Regions from separate parts of the Homo sapiens genome. Here region 1 is linked to region 2. Evidence: chromatin loops called from intact Hi-C (ENCODE). Cell type or tissue: B cell. All regions are shown on one strand. Links, peaks and the distances in the headings refer to the core of each region. The heading gives the core; the rest is flanking DNA.

Region 1 (7,454 bases), core at 1,147-6,146, 95 kb after region 2:
ACTTTGGGAGGCCAAGGAGGGTGGGTCACTTGAGGTCAGAAGTTCGAGACCAGCCTGTTCAACATGGCGAAACCCTGTCTCTACGAAAAATACAAAAAAATTAGCTGGGCATAGTGGTGCATACCTCTAGTCCCAGCTACTCCAGCCTGGGTGACAGAGTGAGACTCTGTCCAAAAAAAAAAAGAAGTCTCACTCAAGGAGGTTGCAGCATTATGGTGGCAGGATGAGGTAACCGAGTTAAAGCTGGGATCAGCCTTCCCTGTTGGAGGTACACAGGCCCTGTAGGACCCCTGGTCTTGAGTCCTTCTCCATTGTCAAACTCAGATACCCTCTTTAAGGCCCAAGTCAAACTTTACCTTAGGGAGAAGGGGCACAGATCTTCCTAATACCTGAGTGTGAGGCAGACCCTCCCCTTTGCTGCTCCCACAGGGCTTTGTGCTGCCCTCAGGAGCATTCAGCCCTGGAGTCTGCAGAGCTGCTGTGCGTGTAGCCTCGCTCTCTTGGTTCATGCAGGCATGTAGCCGACCCTCAGCCGAAACACAGAGCCCATTTTCTCCATAAAGAAAAGGTGAGTTGGCCAGGCGCAGTGGCTCATGCCTGTAATCTCAGCACTTTGGGAGGCCGAGGTGGGCGAATCACGAGGTCAGGAGTTCGAGACCAGCCTGGCCAGCATGGTGAAACCCCATCCCTACCAAAAATACAAAATGTTAGCTGGGTGTGGTGGCAGGCGCCTATAATCCCAGCTACTCGGGAGGCTGAGGCAGGAGAATCACTTGAACCCGGGAGGCAGAGGTTGCAGTGAGCTGAGATTGCACCACTGCACTCCAGCCTGGGCGACAGTGCGAGACTCCAGCTCAAAAAAAAAAAAAAAAAAAAAAAAAAGAGTGAGTCAAATGGATGAATGAATGTAGCAAAGGCCAGGAGTAGGCTGTGGGAATTAAGGTTGCCTTTCAGGATCTTTGTGTGAGGAAGAGGACATCAGGGAGTGGGCTCCAGGGACCACTGAACCTGGGGACCGAGGAAGGGGCAGGGTTTGCCGAAAAGTGAGAGCTGCCCTGGCCTTGCCCAGCTGCGCAAGAGGGAGGCTCCAAGCTCTATCTGAGCAGTAGCAAGGAAAGGGCTGGACTGAGCCAATGGGGGTCAGCCTTCTGGCTTTGTTTCACTGTGCAGTTGTTGAGTGCCTAATGTACACCAGCAACAATTCAGGCCCTTGGGGTGCAGCAATAGGAGATGCTCCTGGAGCCAAGAGGATACCGACGGATCCCCTCCAGGCCAAGTAGTACCTGCAGCTAGGTCCATTCAACTAAACCAGATGAGTGTCATCTAGGTCTGTTTGTCCCTAGGGCATAGCAGATGCTCAATAAATACTTGCTTAATGAATAAAAGTCTCCTAATAAAAATAGTAGTAGGAGCCAACATCATTATTGAGTGCTTCTCTGTATCAGGCATTGTTCTAAACTTCACATGAACTCAATCTTCTTAACAGCTTTCATGATGAAGGCCGTAGGATCCCAACTTTACCAGTGAGAAAACAGAGGCATGGAAAGCTAGAGGAATTCAGCAAAGGTTATGTAGGAACTATCTTAAGGAGTGTGGGAGTGAATTCCAAACCTAGCGTGCTTTATCCCGGGCTTGGGTCTGCCCTCGAACCACAGGAGGTAGAAAAAAGGGCACACAGTCTTCATTTTCCGAGGATGTCATAGCAGGTGCTGCAGGCTGGGTGGCTGAACCCTCAGAAATGAATTTCCTCGCAGTCCTGGAGGCAGCAAGGCAGAGACTAAGGTGTTGGCAGGTTTGGTTTCTCCTGAGGCATCTCTCCTCGGATGGTAGATAGCTGTCTCCTCCCTCTTCCCTAAGGATGTGTGTGTAAGCCTGTGTCCCAATCTCCTCTTGTTATAAGGACACCAGTCATTGGATTAAGGCCCACCGTAATGCCTCATTTTACCTTAATTTCCTGGTAAAGGCCCTATCTCCAAAGAAGGTCACATCCTGAGATTCTGGTTAGGACTTCAGTCTTGGAATTTTGGGTAACACAATTCAGCTGGTGACATTGACACAGCCTGGGGCTGCCCAGTTTTCCCAGAAGGGGCAGCAGGAATGGGTCAAAAACCCATCACTCATCAAGAAAAACCAGTTCATGTGTTGAGGAACCGTCTTGTCTGCCGTCCTTCAGAATGAGTGCGCAGTTGTTTTGCTGTTTTCTTGGGAACCAGCTGTGGAACACTGCGCTTCCCTTTCCTTTCTTTTCAAGAACCTTGGTGCCCACCTGGCCTCCTGGAGGACACCTTTGTGCAGAGGCTGCCAGAGATGGAACATAGAGATGGGGGAGGGGAGCAGGTGATGCTGGCCCCTGTTGAAAGAAAGTGGGCAAGAGCAGGGGTAGTTATTTCTCCTCTTACAGAAAGGGCTTGCTGAGTTAGGCTTCATGTGGCATTGTGTTCTTTTGAACGTCACTTAAGGCATACATGAAGCGTGTGCACATGACACAGCCCAGTGGAGCCAGGGAGTGACTCAGCCTGCTGCCCAACACCCACTGCAAGTTGTTCCTGTGGCTGCCTCTAGCTGTTCCCCAATCTGAAATTTGTTTTTCGTTTTCCTTCACTTAAAAAAACTTGTTGGCCGGGCTCGGTGGCTCACACCTGTCATCTCAGCACTTTGAAAGGCCAACGAGGGAGGACTGCTTGAGCCCAGGAGTTTGAGACCAGCCTGGGCAACATAGAGAGACCCTGTCTCTACTAAAAGATAAAAATAAAACAATTAGCCGGCCACGGTGGTGCATGCCTGTGGTCTCAGCTACTGGGGAAGCTGAGGTGGGAGGACGGCTCAAGTCCGGGAGGTTGCGATTACAGTGAGCCATGATCTCGCCACTGTACTCCAGCCTGGGCAACAAAGTGAGATCTTTTCTCAAAAAAAAAAAAAAGTTGTAACATGCGTGTATCCCCAAACAATAAATTGCTTAGTCAGGCTTATGTGGGACTTTCTAGAAATGCTATCACACTTTGTGTTGACTTCTGAGCCTTGCTTTTTTCCCTTCAAGTTTATGTTCCTTTCCCAAGGCTCTCCCAGGCCCAAGGGTCTCTCACGCTCTGTAAAACCTGTGCTCAAAGCTTCTCCCCTGAGGCTGTGGGCAGAGACTGGGTGATACTGAAGTAATACAAGTTCTCAGGAAAGATCCTTTTTTTTTTTTTTTTTTTTTTTTTACACCAGGCCAGGCCCAGATTGGGTATTTTTAATATGTAAAAACAAGACTGGGTGTGGTGGCTCACACCTGTAATCCCAGCACTTTGGGAGGCCGAGGCAGGTGGATTGCCTGAGGTCAGGAGTTTGAGACCAGCCTGGCCAACATGGTGAAACCCCGTCCCTACTAAAAATACAAAAAAATTAGCCAGGTGTGGTGGTTCATGCCTGTAATCCCAGCTACTCGGGAGGCACAAGGCAGGGGAAAATGCTTAAACCCAGGAGGTGGAGGTTGCAGTGAGCTGAGATCGCGCTACTGCACTCCACCTTGGGTGACAGAGTGAGACTCTACCTCAAAAAAAAAAAAAAAAAAAACCAAAAAACAAAACAAACAAAAAAACAAATATGTAAAAACAGGGAGGGCCCCAGTGTGCTTGTTAACATGCATATGAGAGCGCCAGTTTGCAAAGCAGGTACAGCCCAGGCGGGCACTGAGCAGGATTCACAGCTGGGTCCAGACGCCTTCGCTCCCCACAGATGACACCTGCAGCGAGACTCTGCTGACCTTGAACTTCAAGCTCTGTGCTTCCACTTTTGACATTCATTTGTTTCTTAGCCTAAACTTGACACTTCCTTTTAGCAATATGCAAATTCAAGGCTGTCACAGCACAGCATCTGGAAAGTTACAACAGCAGCCCATTGGCGGTGATGGTGGGATTGTGTAGGGCTTACATTTTTTAACTTCCTTGAGTATATTTTTTGAGTTTTCCACAACAGGCATGCATTGCCTAGGAATGAGGAAAATCCAACGTCTTCCTCAGGAACCCAGGCTTCACCCATCTACGTGTCCTCTCTTCTACAAAATGGGGCTTACATGAACACTCTCCTCACCAGGCTTACTAAGGGCTTAGCTTACAGACATTATTGAGCATCTTCTGTGTACCAGAGGTTGGGGGCACGGGAGGAGTCAGATGTGGACCCTGCCCTTTAGGGTCTAGTGCAGAAGAGAGGTTTCCATAGGCAACTAGAATTCAAAACGGCATGCACGGCGGTGGAGTGAGGGGAGGGCTCTGGGGGGGCTCCGAAGGGGTAGATAGGCCGGAGTCTGCCAGATTGGAGGCCAGGGCCTTCTAAGCATCAGAACACATAGGCATACGTGGAAGGTTGAGCCATGGCATTTGGGAACCCGCCTAACCCCCCGGGGCTGGGCACAGAGTCCAGGGAGCACACAGCCTGGGGGTCGGGGAGAGAACGAAGGGACAGCACTTGGTCCCTCGGGGTGTGCATCAAGCTCAGCTGCTGAGATCTATGGATCCCAGTTCTGGCTGCGCTTTATTTTTATTTATTTATTTATTTATTTATTTATTTATTTTTTTGAGACGGAGTCTCCCAAGCTGGAGTGCAGTGGTGCCGTCTCTGCTCACTGCAACCTCCGCTTCCCAGGTTCAAGCAATTCTCCTGCCTCAGCCTCCCAAGTAGCTGGGATTACAGGCCCCCATCACCATGCCTGGCTAATTTTTTTTCTATTTTTAGTAGAGTCGGGGTTTCACCTTGTTGGCCAGGCTGGTTTTGAACTCCTGACCTCAAGTGATCCACCCATCTCGGCCTCCCAAAGTGCTGGGATTACAGGCGTGAGCCACCGCGCCCGGCCTGGCTGTGCTTTAGAGTCCCCCGCAGTGTCGGTGGTGAGCTCAGTGCCCAGGCCTGACCCAGATTCATCAAACCACACTGTTAGAGCAAGACTGGCCTGGATGGTATGGGAATTTTTTTTGTTAGTGTTCTCAAGTCTACAAAAGCTCTGGTTATAGGCAAGGCTGAATGACCTACTATTTGGGGAGCTTTGTGTAATTGAATGAAAGCTAAAAAGATTCATGTTGGTAAAAAGAAAATCCCAGAGGGGCTGCACCACGTTCTAGCAATGTTTGAGGGAGCCAGTGTCTCCGCAGCCTCACCCGCGTGTGGTGTGGGTCCTGTTTTTCATGTTAGCCATGAAGATAGGTGAGCAGCAATATCTCATGTGATCTGATCTTCCACTTCCTTAAAGGCCCCACTGATGCCTTTTCATTTGCTTATTTGGCACCTGTATGTCCTCTTTGGTGAGATGCCTCTTCATGCCTTTTGGCCACACTGAGAGTTCCTTTTCCTTGCCTCTCACAGTGATATTTGGAAAACAAATGAGTGGTGGTTGCTAGGGGTTAGGGCTGTGAGGGAGGAGAGGGTTATACCTCTAAAGAGGTAGCAGGAGGGAGAGCTATGTGGCAGTGGGACACTTCTGTGCCTGGATTGCAATGGTAACACAAATCTTCACGTGTGATAAGATGACATAGAACTACACCCACACACTGAAGCAGCGCCCATTTTCTGGCTTTGACATTGTGCTATAGTTATGAAAGATTGGGGGAACTGGGTGAGGCGTGTATGGGCGTTCTCTCTGCTATCTTTGCAAGTTCCTGGGGATCTACAATTATCTCCAGATACAAAAATTAAAAAGAAAAGTCAGTATCGATCAGTCTGAGAGTAGAAGTTTCATTAACCTATAATTGCTATTTTACTTTTTCCTCCCAATTGATTAGTTGTTTGTTCTCACACAGCCAGACCACATCATATAACATTTAGGTTCTGACTATGTTCCTTGAAGAAAATATACACTCATCATGTGGGGAAACAATGGTGACGTTTCACCTAAGGAATGTGAAGATGGAAATCAAAGTTTTCTCCCAATCAGGTAACTGAGAAAGGCAGGAGGCCATAGAAGCAGCCGCCTCAGCCCCATGGGTCACATCTGTGCTGAGTGACAATCTGTGTCTTAATGAGAAGCAATAAAGGCTAATTATCCCCAGGGTTTGACAGGTCTTTCTCAACACTTCTGCATAAAAAAGCAAGGCCACCCAGTTGGTCTCTGGATTGCAGCCTGCAAGAATCCCATGGTGGTGTTTAAACAAACGAGAAAGAACACATCAAAGGGGCATCTTACAAAGGCCCAGGAGAAACCAAAGGGACCTGGTGGCCTGAGTCCCCAGCTAGAAAGACAGATTGAATGGTCATTGCAAAGGGTAGGCTTGAAGGGGATAATGTGTGGCCATATGGAATAAAAGGAACCTCATCTCATCGGCCATCCATCACTCCCCTCCAACAGGAACAGGTGGGTGATGGACAAAGGCTGTAGATACAGGTGCGTTTCTACCCCACCAAATTAACCTAAGAAAAAGCACGGTAGGAATGAAATTAGGCATTGCACCATTTATCTAATTTACATTTAGTGCCTTAAGAGCCTGTGAATGAACACTGGTTTATGCAGTCTGTTCACTCCGTTTTCAGTGGATTGCTGCAGAAGTAGCCTCTGATTTTATGGGGGCCTGCACACGCTGGCTCCTGCAGTCTTAGGGCCTGGTCTGAGGAGGGGCCCGGAGAGTGTGGAAGGATGAAAAATGGAGCAACCCGGGCCAGGTGCAGTGGCTTACACCTGTAATCCCAGTACTTTGGGAGGCCAAGGCAGGTGGATCACAAGGTCAGGAGATCGAGACCATCCTGGCTAACATGGTGAAACCACGTCTCTACTAAAAATACAAAAAATTAGCCTGACATGGTGGCACACACCTGTAATCCCAGCTACTTGGGAGGCTGAGGCAGGAGAATCGCTTGAACCTGGGAGGTGGAGGTTGCAGTAAGCCGAGACTGCGCCACTGCACTCCAGCCTGGGCGACAGAGTGAGACTCCGTCTCAAAAAAAAAAAAAAAAAAAAAAAGAAAGAAAAGAAAAAGAAAAATGGAGCAACCGAGGCTCAGAGGGTCTAAGGTGCTGGACGACGGCAACTGCAGGGGCAGACTCCGATTCCCAGCCTGGTGCATCCACCACTGGCCTTCATAGAGATTCTTGGGGGTCTGCGGGGGCCTGCTTTATGCCAGGCCCTGGAGGTATGGCCAGGAACACGACCCACTAGGCTCTGCCTCATGAGCTTACATTCTAGAAGTGGGAGATGGAGGTAATCAGTCCATATGGACGGGGTCAAAGGCCTCTCTGAAGATGCGGACTTTCCTAACACTCGCACCAGCCAGAGGACAAAGCATTCTGGGGGTCTGGGCTGGGAGGACACACGAAGTCCTTACAGTGCCAAAAAGCTTGGTCCCTCCCAGGCTGGACAAAAGCTCATGGTGGTTGGGGCAAGCAGGAGGGGAGAGAGGCAGAGCCAGGCTCTGAGCAGCAGGCAGGCGCCCCACCTCACTGAGCTAGGGCCTATGGGGCACGGTGAGGAGCTGGGTTTTAGTTAGAAGTCAGGT
Region 2 (7,454 bases), core at 1,535-6,534:
TCCCTTTCCGCTTCACCCCCAGGGTAAACAGGCAGGACAACGCAGCCACAGGCTGCACCCACGCTGGGGACTTCCTCTTGTTTGCTCAAAGCCATCTGGCAGTATGGGAAACGGAAAAGCTGGTGTCCCCAGAGCTGACAAGAGGCGAAACCGTGCAGAAAAACCAGTGTGTACAAATGAAAGGAGAGGCAGTACCTCCAGAGGGTCAAGGGGACTCCAGACAATAGCGATCACAGTCGGCCAAAAGCCTCTGTCCGCTCCCACTCATTCGCCCAGCTCATCTTGGCATTGAAAACGGAAGCCGGGTCTGTCTGGAAATCAGCTGGAACCTTTTTGGCTACAAAGCTGAACTCAGCACCAACAGCCCCCAGCTGGCCGCTCACCAAGAGTCCTGGTCACAGACTCACAGGCCAAGGTCGGCATTAAGCGGCCCAGTGCGTGTCTAGCCCTGTCAGCATGCCGCTGGCCACACAGCTGTGCTTGCCCCGTGCGTGGTGTCCCAGGGAACTATGCTTTGGAAGAACTAACCCAGTCTGTGAAGAGCTAGCCTGGCAGGAGCCACAGCACCTCCCACTCCTCTCACCGCCAGGGCCCACAGGTCCTGGCAGCCAGCCATCAGGGAGAGGAATGCAACTCCGCAGGGCATGACCACGCAGAGGGGCCACCTCACTGCTAGGTGTGAGGCTGCAGAGACCTCCCCATGGGCTCCGCACAGACAACCAGACACCCGACAAGCTGAGCTGATGTGGAATGGGCATGTTCTAAAAGAAGCAGCACTGACAAACATCTTTTACTCACAAATAGCCCGGCAGCCGAGGGACCATTTGGAGTAAGGCCATCCCTCCAGGGCGTTCTGAGAAGTCACTACAGTCATAAATGGGAGGGTGACACCCAGAGACCGGCAACGGCAACGCCTAGGTCGGGATCCAGGTTTGGGAGAACCATTCGCGCGGTAGTCACACACACACTATGCTTCTCACGCCCACTGCTGCAAACACCTTCGTGGGAAGAGGAAAATGAATGATCGTGTGTTCTGTTATCCTGTGAGAAGAGTGAGCCTTTAAAAAGTGAATAAACACCATTCCAGTTGTCGCAAAATCTCTACTAATAATAAGCAAAATGCCTTAAAAGCACAGTATGCTCTCGATGACCTATGTTTTGGATTATTCCTATTTAATGGAGGTGGGGGTGGGGAGTTAAAGAGCAACACATGATCGGGTGCAGTGGCTAAGGCCTGTAATCCCAGCACTTTGGGAGGCCGAGGCGGGCAGATCGCCTGAGGTCAGGAGTTCGAGACCAGCCTGGCCAACATGGTGAAACACTGTCTCTACTAAAAATACAAAAATTAGCGGGGCGTGGTGGCACACGTCTGTAGTCCCAGCTATGGAGGCTGAGGCAGAAGAATTATTTGAACCCGGGATGGGGAGGTTGCAGTGAGCTGAGATCGTGCCTGGGCGACAGAACGAGACTCCGTCTCAAAAAAAAAAAAAAGAGCAAAACATAGCAACTCTGTGTGTTGCGGGTTACCTGTCTCACTCAAATTTTTCATCAGAATAATCTGGTTACACCTGAATCCTTGCCAGTGGAAAATGAGAAAGGCCTCACAGGGATATGTGGGGAGTTGCCACCAGGGCTGCCCCAGAAATCAAGGGTCACGTGTGGCCCAGGCTTGGGAAAACATTTCTCAAACCACGTGGTCCCAATGCAGGCTGGATCTCCAGAGGTGGGGCCCACCCACCAGTCCTTCCCTCGGAAAGAGACCACGGCCCCAAGGACTGAAGCCCAACCAAGTAACTTAACTATTCATTATGCTAATATGCCCTTTGTTGAGGACCCAGGAGCCAACGCCCTGATACAAGCCAGCAGGGCAATGCCTTCACCCACCTCACGAGCAAGCCTATTCTTCCCTTATGGGCTGTGCTCTTGGAAATTTCTGTGCAGACTCTCTCCACCTCCCACCCTGGGGACACCCTGCCGCCCTCCACGCTGCCTCCCACCAGCCCGCTAGGTCGCTGGGGCATTGGTCTCAAATCTACAAGCGCCATGGAAAGTTGTCCAGGGCTTTGCCACAGTTCTCCGAAAGGGTGAAACACCCTACCTTGTGTCTTTGTATTCTTCTTTGCCTTCTGCAAATCCCCTTTGCTACTCCAGAACACAGCAGGTGGCCCTGCCCAGGGCCTCTGCCCACGCTGCCCCTCCATCGCGACGGGTCCTTCTGCAAAGTCGCCCAGGATTTAGTCCCTCACCTCCCCCAGCCCAGCATCCTCTTGGAAAGAAACACCAGTTGACTCCAGATAGAGCAACCCACCACCCCGTCTCTGGGCCTGCAGGCCTGCCCGGCCAGGGACCTCAAGTAATCCAGAGGAGAAACATTAGGATGAGTCTGCCTCCTCCTTGAGCCCCCAAATCCCACCAATTCTGCAAATGCCCACGTTGGAAAAGATGCCAGTAATTCTGGTTCAACATGTTCCAAGGAGGGGAAAACGACAGCCTGCTGTTGACATTCCTGATTTGGAATTGTGAACACATTCTTAGAGGGTAAAAATTAACCACCATCAGTTGGGGAAGGCATTATGGGGAGGGCATTATGGCTGCACTTCAAGGACTGATCACAAGAACCGCCTCACTCCAACTGCCCAGGGCCTGCATCGACGTTTTAACAGAGCCAAACCAGAGCGAGCCCAGTTCTGGACCGTTCCCTCAGAAAAGCAGCCGAGGAAACCCTGAGTAATTGCACTCATAGATCATAGGCTCTGGCATGTGGTTCCCAGACTGAACCATTTATCCAAATTAAAACCATTCTCCAGAAACAAAATCAGACCCTTTTAATTGAAAATAAAACCAAGCAACCCCGAAGGCTCTTTTTTTTTTAAATGAAAGACATTCTTCCTGCTTTCTCATCCCATTAATCACAGAGTTTACACAATCTGTCAAAATAGCTTGGTAAGAAGTCTCCCTCTTCCTTTTCCTGCAGGCCTGGTTTTTACCCTGGGGGTGATAACCTAGCCATGTTTAAGGACAGCGGGTGGACACCGTGAGAATCCAGCCAGCACCCTATGTCTCAACTGCAATTTGACCATATATACTAAGGAGTTCCAAAAAGCTTGTGCTCACCAAAAAAAAAATGGAAAGCAGGGACTTATACACCCATGTCCATAGCAGCATTATTCACAACAGCCGAAGGGTAGAAGTAACTGAAGTGTATCAACAGATGAATGGATAAACAAAATGTGCTATTCATACAGACACACACACACACACACACACCCCCACACACACGGTATTATTCAGCCTTAAAAAGAGAGAAATCGTGACACATGCTACAACATGGATGAAACCTTGAGTACAGTATTCTAAGTGAAATAAACAAATCACAAAAAATACAAATACTGTATGATTCCACTTGTATGAGGCACCCGATGTAGTCCGTTTCACAGGGACAGAAAGTAGAATGGTGGTTGCCAGGGACTGGGGGGAGGGGAACATGGGGAGTTAGTGCTTAAGGGACACCGAGTTTCAGTTCTGCAAAATGGAAAGAGTTCTGGAGCTGGAGGGTGGTGATGGCTGCACAACGTGAAGGTTCTTAATGTCGCCTAACTGCCGCAGTTAAACATGATTAAAACGACAAAGTTCATGTTATGCATGTTTTACCAAAGCTTAAAAAAAAAGATGTTTGTATTCTTTGATGCCAAAGAGTCTGCTAGAAATCCTTTCAAGAGCATGACTAGCTACGATCTGCCCAAAGACCTATGTGCAAGCATAACACAGGATGTAAATGATCAATGAACAAATAGTGAAGTCCAAATATCATGGTACATCCACATACTGGAGTACTATACTGTCATCAGCAGTCATATTTATGCAGAGCTATTTCTGGATTGGGAAATGCTTATACTGCCACATTGACTTTAAAATGCAGGATACAAAATAATACATATGGTATGATCTCAGCTTGGTAAATTAAAAAAGCACAGAAAACATATGGCACACAAGAAGGCTAAAATATGAACCTCTGTGGAGGTGATATTAGAAGGAATTTTTTCCTTTTTCCTTAGCATTTCTCTATCTTTTCCAAGTCTACAATGAGCACATATTACAAGAAAACTATTTTGTAGAAAAATAGTCAAAAAGCAAATTAAGAAGCAAAGATACGGCCGGGCGCGGTGGCTCACGCCTGTAATCCCAGCACTTTGGGAGGCCGAGGAGGGCGGATCATGAGGTCAGGAGATCGAGACCATTCTGGCTAACATGGTGAAACCCCGTCTCTACTAAAAATACAAAAAATTAGCCGGGCAGCCAGGCGTAGTGGCAGGCGCCTGTAGTCCCAGCTACTTGGGAGGCTGAGGCAGGAGAATGGCGTGAACCCGGGAGGCAGATCTTGCAGTAAGCTGAGATTGTACCACTACACTCCAGCCTGGGTGACAGAGTGAGACTCTGCCTCAAAAAAAAAAAAAAAAAAAAAAAGCAGCAAAAATATGCTCATTACTTGAGAGTCTTCTGCTACTCTCCGAGTAATACAGATAAAAAATGTGCCTCCCTCCTGCGTGCAGGACAAGAGAGAAATGCATTCTTCACCCACGTAGAGCCCTCCTGTCTCCCTTAGCACCTACCCAAGACATGGACACAGGCCCCCTTTCCTCCAGCCCTGTCCACCCGGCTCTGCAGGTCTTTCCAGAGGAGACAAACTGGAAACACCTGTCCTTGATCTTTGGAGAAAAACTCATCTCTATCACGCTGGCCTCCCCTGTGTCAACCACTTAGCACACAGCTCCCTCCCAGTGGATCAGATTAGCACCTCCAAGAATGAGGAAGTGGTTCTCCAGAAGGACCACAAGGTGCTTTTCAGGCCCCTGGGGCCATGGAAATTCAGCAGGACCAAAGTACACTGGGCCTGGAGCCCAAAAGGAGGAAACAAAACCCCACGTGGCTCCCACCCCTGAGCTCCGGAACCAGTGGAGGAGCAAACCTGTGGAGGAACGACAACCCCAGGCTGCAGGTGACAAATGACAAACACAGTCACAATAACCCCAGGACCTCTCAGGACAAAGGACAGTTCTGCCCCAGGTTTGTGGGATGCCAGAGCCTGGCCTATGTCACTGCCTCCTGTGCGTACCTTTGATCTACCTCCCAAATGGCCAGTGATGAAAGGGGTAGGCGCCCAGGGACACCTCTAAGAAAGGTGATGGATTACAAGGTGGAGAAGAATGCCAGGACCAGGCCCCTTTGTTTGCAGAGCCAGCCCGGCGCTCCAGGGAGGAATGTGCACAGGCCAGGACGCAGATGCCCCTGCTAATGGCCCAGTGTGCCCCAGGGCCCACTCTCCTGCCCGCCTGCCCTGCACAGCCAGATGTGGGCCTGTGCCTTTTATTGTGTGGCTCCAAGTGAGTGAAATGTTACACACTGCAGCTGTGTTCCAGGGTGATGGGGAGAGCGCAGATTCCTGAATCCTCCAGCGAGAAATAATCCCAGGGCCTGGAGCAGAGCCCGGGCTCTCCTGTAAAAAGAAAAGCAACTGCAGACGGCAGTGAACGGCCTTGGCCAGACACTTCCCGAGGACTTTCTTTCTTTCAGTATCGCCACGAGTGTATTCCAGTGTATTCAAAGCATCAACGAATTGGTCTCTACTTTTCAGGAGCAGTTTCATAAACTCTACACACAAGAGGTGCCACGTCACACTGTGGCTGCCAAGACACAATGAAAGGAGGTGACACACTTTAGTCCACCTGGAGGTGTCCCCGGTGTCCCCAGGGGCATGGCCTGGCTAGGAGTGGCACTTGTAATCGTCAGCAGGGCACCCGTATTCATCCTTCCTGGGTGCCGACAGGTTGCCGCTCGCTTGGGCAGCTGGAAGAAAGATTCCTAAAGATTCTTCTGATATCTTAGAAACAAAGCCAGGCCTGCAAAGGGCGTATTAAGTGCTATTATCTTTCCCCAAAAGAGAAGAGGAAGAGGAAGGGCAGACAATCTAACATGAACCATAATTAGAGCTGAGGGAGGAAGGAAGAGTAAAGAAAGGCCCAGCCTTGGGGTCCGAGGAAGCAGCTGGGGCTGGCGCACTGGCTGAGGTAGACAGCAGGCACGCCGCAGCTCCTGAGCCTTGGCCTGGCCACTCCAGGGGCTGGGCTGTGGGTGGGGACTGCACAAACCCCTCATCTTGGCAAGAACTCCAAGCATTGCTGACGGACCGGGATTCAGATCCAAGGCTCAGTATCCTCACAACACACACAAGTTACTTGAGCTCGCTAAGTCTCAGCGCTCTCTTCCAGAAAAGGGAGACCATCAGGATGGCATACATGCACGGTTCAGCAACGATCAGACTAGGGACAGAAAGTGCCCAAGCCACCTTGGGTACTTGAGTAGTAAAAGGAAGGGGGTCTTGTTAGCCGCGTTATTAGGCTGAGAGCTGGCGGGCTGTTTGCAGAGGGCTCCCAGGGCTTCCTGCCCAGCGCTGGGGTGGAGACAGGGACAGAGAGGTCTCTCCCCTGAGGGGTGGCTCTGAGGAGCACTTCCCTAGCTCTGGGAGCACCTCCCTCTGCCAGAGGGAATTTTCTAGATCACAGACATAGAATCCTTCAGTATAATCTTTCATTCATTTTGCCCAGGAGACAAAAGAGTAGTAGACTACTGCCTTCTAAAAAAAAAAAAAAATCGGCCGGGCACAGTGGCTCACGCCTGTAACCCCACGCTTTGGGAGGCCGAGGCAGGTGGATCACCTGAGGTCAGGAGTTCGAGACCAGCCTAGCCAACAAGGTGAAACCCCATCTCTACTAAAAATACAAAAATTAGCTGGGCATGGTGGTATGCGCCTGTAATCCCAGCTACTTGGGAGGCTGAGGCTGAATTGCTTGAACCCAGGAGGCAGAGATTGCAGTGAGCTGAGATGGCCCGACTGGACTCCAGCCTGGACTCCAGCAAGACTCCATCTCAAAAAAATAAAAATAAAAAAATAAAAAGAAGCATGTGAGAATCCTCCCCTTCCCTGACACAGTGAGGCATTCCGAGGGACCCTAAATTGTGTGCAGTGCTTCATCCCCAAGTTGATGGCCCCCATCCTCAGTCACCCTCATTTTCACTGGCCTCCTCCCTCCTGTTTCGCAGAGGCAACTCCCAGCGAGGGTAGGAGGCAACAGGTGAGGGATACCAGGTAGAGCTGCGCCAGGTGCATGGGGCAGGGGGTTGGGGGGGGGCGGTGGTTAGAGGTGTGTCTAGAGGGCCACGGTGCTCCTGGAGTACACTGAGCAGGACAGGAGATGCCGCCATGCAGACAATGGAGACACCCGAGGGACCCTGAGCTCAGCACTACATCCCACATTGCAGTGATGGATGTGTACCAAACACATTCCTGAGTCACAGAGTACAAACAGAAAGCTCACGAAACTTGGAGAGTCTAGTTTTCTGCTTTTACGAGAAACGGATAGACATCAAGGAAACCACTGTTCCTGCCCGAGCTGCAC

What was found. Hi-C counts contacts between places; a loop is a spot of excess contacts. Peaks named below come from ENCODE experiments on the same cell type or tissue, not always from the same donor. Only the 100,000 strongest peaks of a DNase experiment are listed, where the experiment ranks them.
Region 1: it touches region 2 in a loop (8-fold over the local background); 9 of 110 quality-filtered maps call a loop at or near these places.

Annotation. Positions count from the first base shown.
Region 1 is chr7:47,667,175-47,674,628 of GRCh38, forward strand. No RefSeq gene overlaps it. Among named protein-coding and RNA genes, the nearest start is that of LINC02902, 16 kb to the left of the region's middle. RefSeq lists an enhancer at 5,020-5,898. In B cell, for the core only: no CTCF peak of the experiment used is centred there; DNase peaks (open chromatin) are centred at 2,507, 3,037, 3,807 and 5,267; H3K4me3 peaks cover 975 bases; H3K27ac peaks cover 4,146 bases.
Region 2 is chr7:47,571,382-47,578,835 of GRCh38, forward strand. All of the region lies in intron 1 of TNS3 (tensin 3), which reads right to left. Among named protein-coding and RNA genes, the nearest start is that of TNS3, 7.0 kb to the right of the region's middle. In B cell, for the core only: no CTCF peak of the experiment used is centred there; DNase peaks (open chromatin) are centred at 3,500 and 4,750; H3K4me3 peaks cover 1,381 bases; H3K27ac peaks cover 1,666 bases.